2 separate regions of the Homo sapiens genome follow, and region 1 is linked to region 2. A link is a contact called in ENCODE POLR2A ChIA-PET data. All regions are on one chromosome and are shown on one strand. The core of a region is the stretch at or near the end of the contact, and the rest is flanking DNA. Distances in the headings are between cores, read along the strand shown.

Region 1 (6,202 bases), core at 2,493-4,992, 9.2 Mb before region 2:
CTGTCTCAAGGAACAAAAAAAAAAAAAAAAAAAAGTGACCGTAAGTAAATGAGACTAAGATCTTTGGGATAAAAGGACAATAAAAATTCTGGGTTGCATGTACTTGCTAAGAGTGTTACTCACAAAACATCCCATTTAACTCCCCCCACGTATGTTGCCCACCTACAACAAATTATTACATCAAAAGTGTTGACTCAATGCAAGTATGGACATATTGAATGCTTCCTTTCTCCACCTTTCTCCACCTGTGATTAAATCTTGATCAGTTGTGATATGATCAAAATGCAACTTACTATAAAATCTGTAACCACTGGGGAGTCACTACCTAAATCAGCTTTCAGGGAAATAATTTCCCTCTATCTTAAAACTAGTTCATTAGCTTTGAAAGGTATTAGCCTTGAGCTACAAGTAGCAAGAGAGCTAGCCTTCATGGCGGGTATTATAAAAAGGAAAAATAGTTCACCTAATAAAAAACCTTTGGGAAAGAACCCCCTAAGCATTCCCATTAATGGAAACCTCAGATCCTCTCCTACTTTCCTAAAAACGTAGCTGTCTCAGGTCATTCACTGCAGCTGTCATTTTACAAAAGAAAATTTAAATTCCCTCTTGGCCGGGGCAAATAGAGGGCGACAGCCCCTCGCCCCTGCCGAAGTAAGGCAGGGCGCCAGCCCTCTCGTTACTAGAAGGCAAGCTAAAGCTCCTTTTAAACGGTCTCCGGATGACGACGCATTCCTAACGGGTTTCGAAGGCATGTTTAAATCGCCCGCTTTTTTGTTTGCTCTCAGCATTCACCGGCGCCGGGACTGCGGCCGCCCCCACCCGCTTGGGGTGGGAAACCTGGGGCCAGCGGAGCCTGGCGCGGGAGGAATCCTGGGGCGAGGGGAGACCCGGGACGCGCCAAGCCGGGGTTGAGGACTCGAGAATAAGGAGCTCTAGTGGGAGGGTGGCGGAGTGAGAGGGGACGTGAGAAGGCTAAGGATCCCAGCAAGGGGGGCACCCCGGGGTTGTGGGGGAGCTCGGCCGCCGCCCCGCAGCGGCGAACGCTCCGCGCGGCTCCCGCCGCCCGCCGGGGAATGCGCAGGGCCGCGGTTCCGCGCGGCGCCGACCCCTCCCTCTCTCCCAATCCTCCTCCTCCTCCTCCTCCCGAGGCGACAGAAACAACAGCGCGGGAGGAGGGGAAAGTAACTCCCGGCACCTCCGCCGGAATTAGCCCCGGTGCAGTGATGACACCTTCTCGTGGCGCAACCAAGCCCCGCTCCCTCCGCAGCGGCGTCCCCGCCGCCGCCGCCCTCTCCATTTGAAAGTGGCCACCCCCCGCCGCGGCAGCTCCTCCCGCCCCGCCGCCGCCAGCTGCACCAATCCGCTCGGCCCCAGTTGCAAATCAAACGCTCCCTCGCGTCCAGAAGCCACTTGCGCCGCTGGAAACGGCCGCGCCGTCCCCCTCCCCGAGTCCCTCCGGGGCGGCACCTTCGGGCTGGGGCGGGCGCGCCGGCGAGAAACGGTTTTAAGATGGGAGCGGCAGCGGCGGCGAGGAGCTCCGAGCGGGCTCGGCTCCCGCTCCCGCTCCCGCCCCCAGACAGTTCTGGAAACTGTGTATCACCTCTGTCACAGGAAGCCATCCGGCGAGGAAGGCGGCGCGGAACCAACAAACAAACGCCTGCGGCCGCCCGCCGGAACCGGCGCGGGGACCGCGTCGGGCTTCGGGCCGTTCCCGGGGCGGGGGCGCAGCGGCCACCCCCGCGCCGCGGGCTTTGTGCGGGGCGGGCGCGGCGGGCCGGGCGTCCCCGCCCCCGCAACCCCCCACCCCGGCCCGGGCGGCGCAGCTGGGACCGTTAGGTGACGCTCCGGCCGCAGCGGAGAAGCAGCGCCTCGGCCGCCGCCCGCCCCCATTTCCACACTGGGCCGCCTCTCCTCAAACACCAGAGGCGGGCTACAAAAGTTGGCCCCGGGGCCACCCAGCACCTGCCCACGTGCCGCGGAGGCTCGCTCCCGAGTCTCCCCCGGTTCCCTCCCCCGCCGCCCTCGGCCGCCAGGTCACCTATTACCGGTGGGAGGGGAGAGAGGCTGCTATTTAAACGCCCGCGGAAGTTGAGGCACCCCCACTGGCGGGTGCCGTGCACCTGCCTCCCGCCGCCGCGCTCCGCCACTTTGAGCAGCAGCCGCGTCCTCAGCCCCGCCTCCTGCCCGAAGGCGGGCGGGGGGGAGCGGGAAGGAGGTGGAAGGGATCGAATTTCTCCAGCAAATGGGACCGTTCCGACAGGATTCGGTTCCCCGGTCAACATTCCACATTCCATCCCTCTCCCGCATTTGCAAGCCAATGCCGAGCAACCCGGAAAGCCTGCTGGCTACCGAACAACAGCCCCCAACTCGCAAACACAGACTCACAGGCACAAGACACGTGCACTGAAGGGCTCTGCAACTTGCAGTCCCGGGGTACACACTACACGTTCATTTAAGGAAGCAAGGAGACCAAGAGACCCCACCCCCACAATTTGCAGATGGTGCCAAAGGTTGCAATTTGCAATCCCCTTTAAGTTCACGATTAATCGGTACTTTGCTCTACCAACGCCAACTCCTACCCCATTTCATCGATTAAGGGGTTTTACACTTTACAAGCAGTCGCGCTGTAAGTAAAAGATCTGATCACTGGAAGCCCAGTTCGGAAGAATCTAATTGCCAAACTGTCCCTCCACCCCCACCCCCACCCCCCTCTCACTGCCCTTGAATTGATGCAATGAATATTTTGGACATGTGGTGACGCGGTGACAAGAGCCAGGGCTGCGGCCACCACACACAGATGTACCTACGCACACCTATGTTTGGACAAATACAGTCCCACCACACACACGGTCTCACACACTCTGGATTCATATATGTACGCGAACCTGCGTTCTGCCATTGCCATCTGTCTACCAAGTTGCTACTATGCTTTCCACTTTCATGCAGCCTAATGCACTTTGGCTTTCTAAAAAAAAAAAAAAAAAAAAAAAACCTATAAACTAAAGCCAACTTAAACTGGGCTTCTGCTCCTAAACGCGTTTAATTGATGATTCACCTGAAAACCGCATGTTCTTCGCAAATCCAAAAGAAGAAATAGCTCTAAGTCTTCAGCCCCCCAAATTTGAAAAAAAAAATCATAATAAAACTTACTGATCCAACATAGATCAATTCTCAGGATCCAAAAATCATCCTCTCCTCCTCCTCCGGCCCCCGCCCCGGCAATGCCCAAGTTACTGGTGGGATAGTAACGCTGCGCTCAGCGGCTGCCTCCCTCCCTCCTCGCTACAGATCGAGAACCCAATCTTTTGGCGCCATATTAATGACGTATTATATTATTTCCACTAGGCAGCGACCTTCGGCATTAAATTACTCCCGAGAACTCCCGAGCAAAGCAACAAAACCATCAAATATGGCTGAGCCTCTCGGCTCGTCCTGCAGCCGCCGCCGCCGCCGCCGCCGTCGCCGCCGCGGGACCGGGACGCGCACACGGACCCACACGCGGACACGCGCGGACACACGCGCGGCGCGCCCACCCCGCGCGCCCCCCGCGGCCCGCGCGCGTACCTGCTGCGGAGGGGTTCGGCCGAGGCGCTGGGCTGGGCGCCGCTCGCTCGCTCGGAGCTGCATGAGTTCGGGCCGCGGCGGGCGGGGAGCCGGGCGGGCCCCTGCTCTCGCCGGCGCGCACACACCGGGCACTCGCGCACGGAGGCACTCTCGGTCTGGCGTTTGGCTTGTTATGGAGGAAGGACTATGTGAATCAAACTCATTTCTGGGTCACTGCTGCCACAGGGGGGAGCACTTTAATCCCTTGCCAAAACGAGAGGGTGGGGACGGGAGGGCGGAGGGAGCATGCGGGGAGCCCGCGGCGCTGGGGCTCGGTCCCTCGTTAACTCTTCGCAGCCCTAGCCGCAGCCGGCTCAGCCTGCGCCAGTGGGGGCTCGCAAAGAACGGCACTGTTCAGCTCTTAGTCTCTTTCCTTACTTCACCCACCTTGTGAGCCTAGAAATTCTTGAGGTGTCTCCAAGCAAGTGGGTTTTTAAATTAGCCCCTTCAAACTGCTGTCCCAGTTTCAACTCTTGTCTGACATCTAGAAATGGATTCTTTCAGAATAGTTTAAAATTACGTAGATTAAAATATGGCTATTAAGATGTGTCATTTGGGTGAAAGGTTTTATTTTTAGGCTGAGTGGCAAAATAGTTGTTTGTAGTAACAGTTTTAGGGAGTTGCACATTAGGATGACATTTTTAAATAGAGAGAATCCAATTCTGAATAACATCTTTACCTAAATTTGTATGGAAGTGATCATTGCAAATGAGCATTAATTCATTAGAAGATATTATTTATAAATTGACACCACTTTATGTTACACATTACTACAGAATTGGACATCTTCTCCCAAATATGAGGAGTGAGCCTAATGCTAAAACTAGAATTGCAGACTAGTATCAGATCAGTCATCGGAGATTCATTTGGGGGTATTTATGTGTAAAAAGGAGTGGTTACTGATTTTCTGCAGAAGACAAGCTTGCTTTTTCATATAGAGGGCAACATACTTCTTTCATGGATTCATCTAGGGAAATAGAGGGGTATATGACATTCAACTTCAATAAGAAAAAAGTACGGATTAAAAACTCCCATTCAGGCCGGGCGCGGTGGCTCACGCCTGTAATCCCAGCACTTTGGGAGGCCTAGGTGGGCGGATCACCTGAGGTCGGGAGTTCAAGACCAGCCTGACCAACATGGATAAACCCTGTCTCTACTAAAAAATACAAAATTAGCCGGGCATGGTGGTACATGCCTGTAACCCCAGCTACTGGGGAGGCTGAGGCAGGAGAATCGCTTGAACCCGGGAGGTGGAGGTTGTGATGAGCCGATAATGCGCCATTGTGGTCCAGCCTGGGCAATAAGAGCGAAACTCCGTCTCAAATAAATAAATAAATAAATAGGAACAGTGATCACTAATTACAAAATTGAATATCGAACCCAAAAGGCATATGTGTCCACCGGAAGAATCTTTCTGAATATATCAGGTTTGATTTCATGTAATCCCACACCAGCCCAACTACCCACATCCAGACCCACATCCAGAACGTTATAATCTGATAAATGCGACAAAACAAAACTAATTGAGCCTTTCAGTTATTTTTCAGAAAACAAAGTAAGCCAGTGGAAATCCTAAGTACTGTATATGTCCTCTCCTGTTTCGCTAATGAAGAGTAGAAAGACTCCCTGCCAGTCCTATTCATGTGTTCACTTAATCCTGTTCAAAGCGATCACACATGTAAAGCACTGTGTTAACTATCATTATTACTATTCTTAGTATTGCACTTGTTATTGTTATTTTTACTGGTTCACCTCGCACATACTCTCTGTAGAAGTTAAAGTACACAGGCTTTGTAGCCAGACATGGCTGGATCTGGCTCTATCAGTTAGCAGTTTGTGTGCCTGTGGGATAAAAGAACTTTATCTGAGCCTCAGTTTCTTCCCTGGTAATAAAATTAAGTTAACAGCTGGCCCCTAACCTGAAGGGTTGTTAAGAGGAATCAGGCAACCTCATAACAGTTCAGGAGTAGAGGCCCTGGCAGTAGGAGGTTGTCCACTCCCTCGGCCATCACTCAACTCCTTCTTGGTTTTCTCTCCATCAAAAATTGCAACTTTTCTAAATTCCAAACAGCCTTACTTCACGCATTCATGTTAAGAAAATTTTTGTCGACCGGGCGCGGTGGCTCATGCCTGTAATCCCAGCACTTTGGGAGGCAGAGGCGGGCGGATCACGAGGTCAGGAGATCCAGACCATCCTGGCTAACACGGTGAAACCCCGTCTCTACTAAAAATACAAAAAATTAGCCGGGTGTGGTGGCGGGCGCCTGTAGTCCCAGCTGCTGGGGAGGCTGAGGCAGGAGAATGGCGTGAACCCGGCAGGAGGAGCTTGCAGTGTGCCGAGATCACGCCACTGCACTGTAGCCTGGGCGACAGAGCGAGACTCTGTCTCAAAAAAAAAATTTTTTTAACTCACATTTGCTGCTTACTCTTTTATTTGCTTTTTCTATCAAAAACATCAGGCACCAACGAAAGTATTGAATAAAATGGATGACAAAAATAAAGGGATAAAATGGCACACAAACTCCCCACACTGACACATTGAACATGAGTGAAGGTGCCATGTACAGAGTCTCAATTATGCCGTGGCTTCAGAATACTC
Region 2 (6,781 bases), core at 2,624-5,123:
TAGTGGCACCAGTCAGATTGGATTAGGGACCACTCTCATGACCTCATCTAACCTTGATTGCCTCTTTAAAGGCCCTATCTCCAAATACAATCACATTCTGTGGTACTAGGGGTTAGGGCTTCAACATATGAATCTGGGGAAACAAATCAGCCCATAAGACTAGTATACAGAGATACAATTGATTTTTGTATACTGACCATTTATGCTGCAAGCTTGCTGAATCACCTCTTAATTCTTGTAGTTGCTTTGTGCATTCCTTTGGGTATTCCTCATAGATACTCATGTCTGCAAATGGAGAATGTTTACTTTTTCATTTTTATGCCTTATATTTCTTTTTTGTGTTTTTGCTTTGTTGCATTTGTTTTTTCTATTTGTATGACCAAAATCTTTAGCAGTACAGGTAGGTAACAACCAAATAATGTAGAACCCCATAAGCCACGTTACAGAGTTTGAATTTTATTTTAGCACAGTGGGAATACATTGAAGGTCTTTAGTTAAGCTGTTGCTCATGAGCAACAAATGAGCAATGACATATATGTATGTATATACACATATATATCATTGATTTTATATATATATATATATATATCTTAGTCCACTTGTGTTGCAATAACAAAATACCACAGACTGGGTCATTTACAAAAATTAAATATATATATACATATACACACATATATATATCATACATATACACATACATACATCATTGCTCATTTGTTTGTTATAAATAGCATTAACAGCATTTTTCAAGTTATATCCTGGGAGTGTTTATGATTTACTTATTCTTCAACTAATTCCATAACAAGATTTGAGGTGCTTAGAACAATTCATGCCAAGTTAAAACAAAATAATTGGGCAAATTGGGATAAAGAATAAAATGGAGTTGAAAAACAAGAGGCCCAGGTAATGTCAGTTCAAAATATGCTTACCTTTAACTACTTTAAATTTACAGGAGGTATAGTTACACATTTTGGCTGAATCTCCCAGAGACTAGAACTGTTTGAGACACTTCTGTTCCCCAATCCCTTGTGATATGTTTCTCAGGTAATAGGCCTTCACAGTAACTCCCAAACTATCATATATACCACACAGACTTGAGATTCACTATTGAGAGAATCTATGTACTGTTTTTCTTTTTTTTTCTTTTTTGTTATAGAGCCGGGGGTCTTACACTGTCACTGAGGCTGAAGTGCAATGGCACGATCATGGCTCACTGCAGCCTTGACCTCCTGGGCTCAATCCTCTTGCCTCAGCCTCTCGAATAACTAGGATTACAGGTGTGTTCCCCCATGCCTGGCTAATTTTTAAAAATTTTGTGTAGAGATGGGGTCATGCCATGTGGCCCAGGCTGGTTCAAACTCCTGAGCTCAAGTATCCTTCTACCTCTCCCTCCCAAAGTTCTGAGATTACAGGAATGAGCCACTGTGCCCAGCCTATAGATTGTTTTTCTTGAAGCAATTTTTCAGAAACCTTCCTGGTTTCTGATAATTTAACCCTTTCAGGTTAGGAGAGAAAAATGAACATTTTGATATTACCCACTGTCTTAGTCCATTTGTGTTGCTGTAATAAAATATCACAGACTGGGATATTTATAAACAATAGAAATTAATTTCTCTCAGTTCTGGAGGCTGGAAACTCCAAAATCAAAGTGCCAGCAGATTTGGCAACTGGTGAGGGCTGCTCTTTGCTTACAAAATGGCACCTTGTTGCTGCATCCTCAGCAAGGGTCAGTGCTGTGTCTTCACATAGTGGAAAGAATAGAAGGGGCCAACTGTCTCCTTTGGGCCTTTTTTTAAAAAGGCACTAATGCATTCACAAAGGCAGAGCCCTAATGGTCTAATCACCACTTAAAGGCACCTCCTCTTAATACTGTTGAATTAGGGATTAAGTTTCAACATGAATTTTGGAGGGAATACAAACATTGAAATGATTATACGTGTTTATTTAATCAAGTATCCAACAAAAGCAAATAATTCAAGCCCCAAATTCACTGCATCTTTAGTAGATAAGCAGAGTTTTAAATTACGATTGATCTCCTGTTAGGAGGAATGCATGGATTTCCACAAGAAAAAACTGTACTGAGGAGAAACTTTCCACAGTAATGTGCCACTTTTCAGTCAACGACAGACCACATATATGAGTCCCATAAGATAATACTATATTTTTACTGTACCTTTTCTATGTTTAGATATGTTTAGACACACAAATATCATTGCATTACAATTGCCTACAGTATTCAGTACAGTAATATGCTGTATAGATTTGTGGTCTAGGAGCAATAGCCTAAGTGTGTAGTAGGCTGAGCCATCTATTTTGTGTTAGTACACTGTGATGTTCAGAGAAGGATGAAATTGCCTAAGGATACATTTCTCAGAATGTATCCTGTTGTTCGGTGACGCATGACTGTATTCCATGAGCACTATAATCACTATCATAGTAACACATTAGGAGAGAATTCTCATTTCTAAATCCAATATAATTTATCACCCATTAGTTCATACTCTACTGCTTTGATTGCTTTTCTTTGGTTGTGGCTACCTGCATACAGCAGTAAAGTTTCAGAAAAACTGAAGTCGCAAAAGGTCAATTACTCAATGAAGGAAAGATAAACCATTGCATTGGGGGACTAGAAGATACTTTTAAAAGTTCTCAGATTATCAATTTAATGATGTGTTTCTATGTAGTGAATAATGCCTTAAATTCTTGCCAAGAGTATTTAGAAGGAAGTTGTCAGAAGTATATCAGCTAACTCATTTTTTTTTATATCACTGCTAATGGTGTCATTCACACATTGTGCAACCCATAATTCCAGATTTAATTCTACCAAAAAATATAGGTCATTGCAAAATGCCATATTAAAACTGCCAATGCATGACAGGAAGATGGGGATGCAGACAAAGCAAAGGATGACACCAATTCCTTTTTTAAAGAAGCAAGATAGGGATTGGACAAAAAGGCTGAGCCATTTTTAATGGATACTTTTGAGGGAGTGTTAATTCCAATTTAATTAAAATGATGCATTAATTTAAAATTGGGATAACTGGTTGCCCTCGACTGCACCTGGGTTGCGCCAGTGCTCTCGGATTAACCTAATTGTACAGAGGTGCCCTTGTTTTCTAACTTCATGCACAAAGCATTGGAAATTATTTGTTTGCTTTTTCTTTTCCAAGTAAATCTTTTTCCAGTTATGCATAAGGGAAGTTTGAGGCAATGGTTAAAGGCACTTAAGTTATAATTATTGCTGTTATCATTAACATTAAGCACGGGTATGGCTTTGTTGCAAGTTACCCACCTACACCTGCAAATCTCTCTTGCTAGCACACGCCCCAGCTCTCTCCACCCGCAGTGGTCCGTGGCTGGACCGCTTTAAGTCACTGAGCGGGCTGGGCTCTGAAGGAGGTCGGTCCCGCTCCTCCCAGACCCAAGCGTAGGGCTAGGGAAAAGCTAGGCGGGAAGGTCATTGCACTCCCAGGCCCCAGGAAAAGGGCCCAGGGTCTCATCATCTCTTACTTTCGGGCAAAACTTCCCACATCGCGACCTTCCCTCCCTGGGGCACTCTGAGAACACACCCAGTCACCTAGCGCGCTCCCCAGAAGTCGGCTTGGCACACAGCGCACCCCAGCGGCCGCGCGGCCTCCTTCCAGCCGCCGCCACTTGGCTTCCGGAGAGCTCGCCGGGCGCTGCCGCTGCCGCCGCCGCCGCCGCCTCCTGGGAACCAGGGGACTGAAGAGCCTGCGAGAGCGGAACACTGCCGGACCCCGGGTGGGGGGGGCGCAGCAGCTGCGCCTGGCCCCGCCCACCACACCTGGGCGCCCGTAGAACCGCGCGGGGCGGGGCGGGGCAGGAGGCTGGCCTGGCGCTCCGGCCGCTTTGTCGAAAGCCGGCCCGACTGGAGCAGGACGAAGGGGGAGGGTCTCGAGGCCGAGTCCTGTTCTTCTGAGGGACGGACCCCAGCTGGGGTGGAAAAGCAGTACCAGAGAGCCTCCGAGGCGCGCGGTGCCAACCATGGAGCGGGCCGGCCCCAGCTTCGGGCAGCAGCGACAGCAGCAGCAGCCCCAGCAGCAGAAGCAGCAGCAGAGGGATCAGGACTCGGTCGAAGCATGGCTGGACGATCACTGGGACTTTACCTTCTCATACTTTGTTAGAAAAGCCACCAGGTAAGAAGAGGACCCACGGAAGACCCGGGGCTGATTTCTCTCCCCTGTTGAATTGTGCCCTTCGTTCACCCCTGTTCCCAGGCCCTTTGCTTTTGAAGTAGGTCCTCGGTCCTGTTACGAGGTAGAAACCTCAACTCTAAGCGAGCACAGTCGAAAAACTCAAGTGTCGGATTTGATACAACTTGCTCACAAAGTTCAAATACAAAAATGTACTTGCCGACCTCCCACCCTCACCCCCGACCCTCTTGGTATTCCCCGGGAACATGATTATTTTCATACATCCGTGCTCACGGGCCTTCCCCTAGCCCCTCTCTAGCCCTCTGGTTCCCCAAAATCCAATCAGCAAAACCCAAACAGTTTCTGAGCCCCTTCCCTGCAGCTCCGGAAGCACCATTTCCAAGTCGGTCTTGATGGCTCCGCTCCTCCCCCGTCCCCCCTCGCCCTGGCCCTGGCTGGGCGGGGAAGCTGGGGTGAGGGACGAGTCCACGGGACAGCCCAAAGGCAACATGACGGAACCTTGCCAAAGTGAGTGCGGTTGCCTTTTCCCCCCTTCCAGTCTCCTGCTTGTCCCGCGCGCCTCCTTTCACTCGCTTTTCCGCCGAAGGCTGTGCCGCCAAAAGTAGAGCTCTGCAGAGGGGTTTGCGGCGTGCACACAAAGGGCGCAGGGGAGGCGCCGCCTGGAGCGGACCCCAAGGGGCAGCGCAGACCCCAGAGGCCAGCTCTTTCTGGTCCAGAGCCAAGCGCCGGGGCGGCCCTTGCGGAGGGCGGGGAGGAGGGAGCCTGTCCTTTTGGAGGCGGCTGCGCAGCGGGCAGTCGGGGCGCTCGTGGGAAACGCTCGCGGGAGAGTTGGGGAGGAATTGAGACTGGGAGCAGAGGGACAAGAAGAGTGGAGCAGAGAGTGCTTGGCGGGCGGGTGCCCCGAAGCCTGAGGAATTGATGCATAGTCGGGGTGCGTGGACTCCAGGACGCGCCCCTTTGCAGAAAGAGTCCGTGCCCCGCTGCCGCCTGCTCTGGGCAGCGGCCGTCGGGCAGCGGGTGCTGGCCGTCTTGGCCGGGAGGGTGACACACGCCCGGCAGTGATGGTCGAGGAGCCCGCCCGGGTTCGACGCCCGGGTCCCACTCGCCGGCGCGCGGCCGCGGCTCTGCCGGTCGCTCCCCGCCAGGGGGCGGCGCAGCGCGGGGCGAGCGGGAGGCGACGGGCGGCGGCGCGGAGGCCGGGGCCGTGAGGGAGCTGGTTCTGAGTCGCCGACCTCACCTCACCTCACCTGCGCGCGTTGTTGCCCCTACGGAGCCTCCTGGAGTCCAGGATCGGCGGAGTTCGAAAACGAACTTCCCACGTTTGCTATGTTGCCCTTTGGAGACAAAACAAGGTACTTCCTTCAGCATCCCCCTACGTCCCTTCCCACTTTTTCCGGGGGCGCGGCGGGTCTCGGGTGCTGGGTGGTGGCGCCCCGGTGGCACCAGTGGGACGATGTATCATTGAAAATTGACTGTATAACTTTTGTTGTTGTTGTTATTCTTTGCTCTCTTGCAGATGTATTAATAAGGGTCTTAAATTGGGCCCTTTTTAATCTTGTTTTGTTTTGTTTTGTTTTGTTTTTTTCCTAAGGAACATCCAGAGTTGGTGTCAATTTAGTCACTTTCAGGGTTTTTTGACAGAGGGGAAGGCTCCGGGATTAATCTTTTCAATTTAATAACCCAGCCCTTCTTTTAAAATCGTCTTCCCCCGCTTTCACCTTCTTCCTTCAAAATCCTAAATCTTGAGCGCCCAGAGGATAGCCCTGAAAGGGCACTTTTTTGCGAGTTTAGCGTGAGACACTAAGGCCATGGAGGTCTAGAATGATCGGTTGCTGTCGACTAACAGTTTTCAGGGGTCACCTGCCCCTCTGAGGCCATCTGCACCCACTTTCCTTTCACTCTGCGCATTCCCAGCCTTCTGCTCTCCTTGAATTACAGCGCATAGAATGATCAGGGGGCCAGAGAACCAGGCCGATTTTTAAAAGTATGTATTGGACCTGTTCTTTAGGCAGATTATAAACAGTTTAAAGAAAAAAAGTTATTGTTTAATAAATCAGCATAAATGTCCTTTCTTCGTTCCCTATTTTTCTTTTAAAGATGTAAACTAGGGATGGCTTGTTGGTCGTTTTTGACTAGTCATAGATAGGAACACTGCATTTTCAGAACCTACCAACACTTTGAAAGTGTAGCAACATTTTAATGGAAAATAAATGGAAAGAGCTGAGTTACATTTCTTTTCCCATTACTTTTTCTCCCAAGCAGCATAGGATCAAAATCCTATTTCTCAAATTTACCATGCTCACTGTAAAATTTAGATCATCTGAGGCTCTAAAAAAACTTTTAAAAAATTTTCGGTTAGAGTTTTTAAATTACAGTTGATGTTGGCAACAGGCTGAACACTTTCTGTGATATATATATGTATGTGTGTATACATATTCTTAAGAGGTTATGTTGAGTGTAAGTTGGAAAATGAAAGTGTAAAATATTTAATAGTGCAGGTCCTCAATTTTAAGAGTTATAATAAAGTGCTGAGAGTTGTCAGAGTAAAGAATATAACCTAAGAATTTGTGTGTAGCCAGAGGTCTTTCATGAAACAATATTCCAAT

Evidence for each region. ChIA-PET counts read pairs that join two places held with the same protein, here RNA polymerase II (POLR2A).
Region 1: POLR2A ChIA-PET joins it to region 2 with 11 read pairs in naive thymus-derived CD4-positive, alpha-beta T cell. The contact joins the promoter of JADE1 here to the promoter of PDE5A in region 2. POLR2A ChIA-PET finds 5 or more read pairs at or near these places in 2 of 52 experiments (CD8-positive, alpha-beta memory T cell and naive thymus-derived CD4-positive, alpha-beta T cell).

The regions. Positions count from the first base shown.
Region 1 is chr4:128,807,240-128,813,441 of GRCh38, reverse strand. It overlaps JADE1 (jade family PHD finger 1), which reads right to left and starts at 3,742. Exons shown (of 11, transcript NM_199320.4): 1 at 3,565-3,742. RefSeq lists enhancers at 1-486, 3,230-3,339 and silencers at 930-1,499, 1,680-1,779, 1,900-2,179, 2,810-2,929, 3,440-3,919.
Region 2 is chr4:119,625,896-119,632,676 of GRCh38, reverse strand. PDE5A (phosphodiesterase 5A) reads left to right here and starts at 3,873. Exons shown (of 21, transcript NM_001083.4): 1 at 3,873-4,157. The coding sequence starts at 4,006. LOC107986192 (a long non-coding RNA gene) reads right to left here and starts at 4,887. Exons shown (of 1, transcript NR_165235.1): 1 at 1,922-4,887. RefSeq lists silencers at 3,540-3,939, 5,160-5,439 and an enhancer at 4,980-5,029.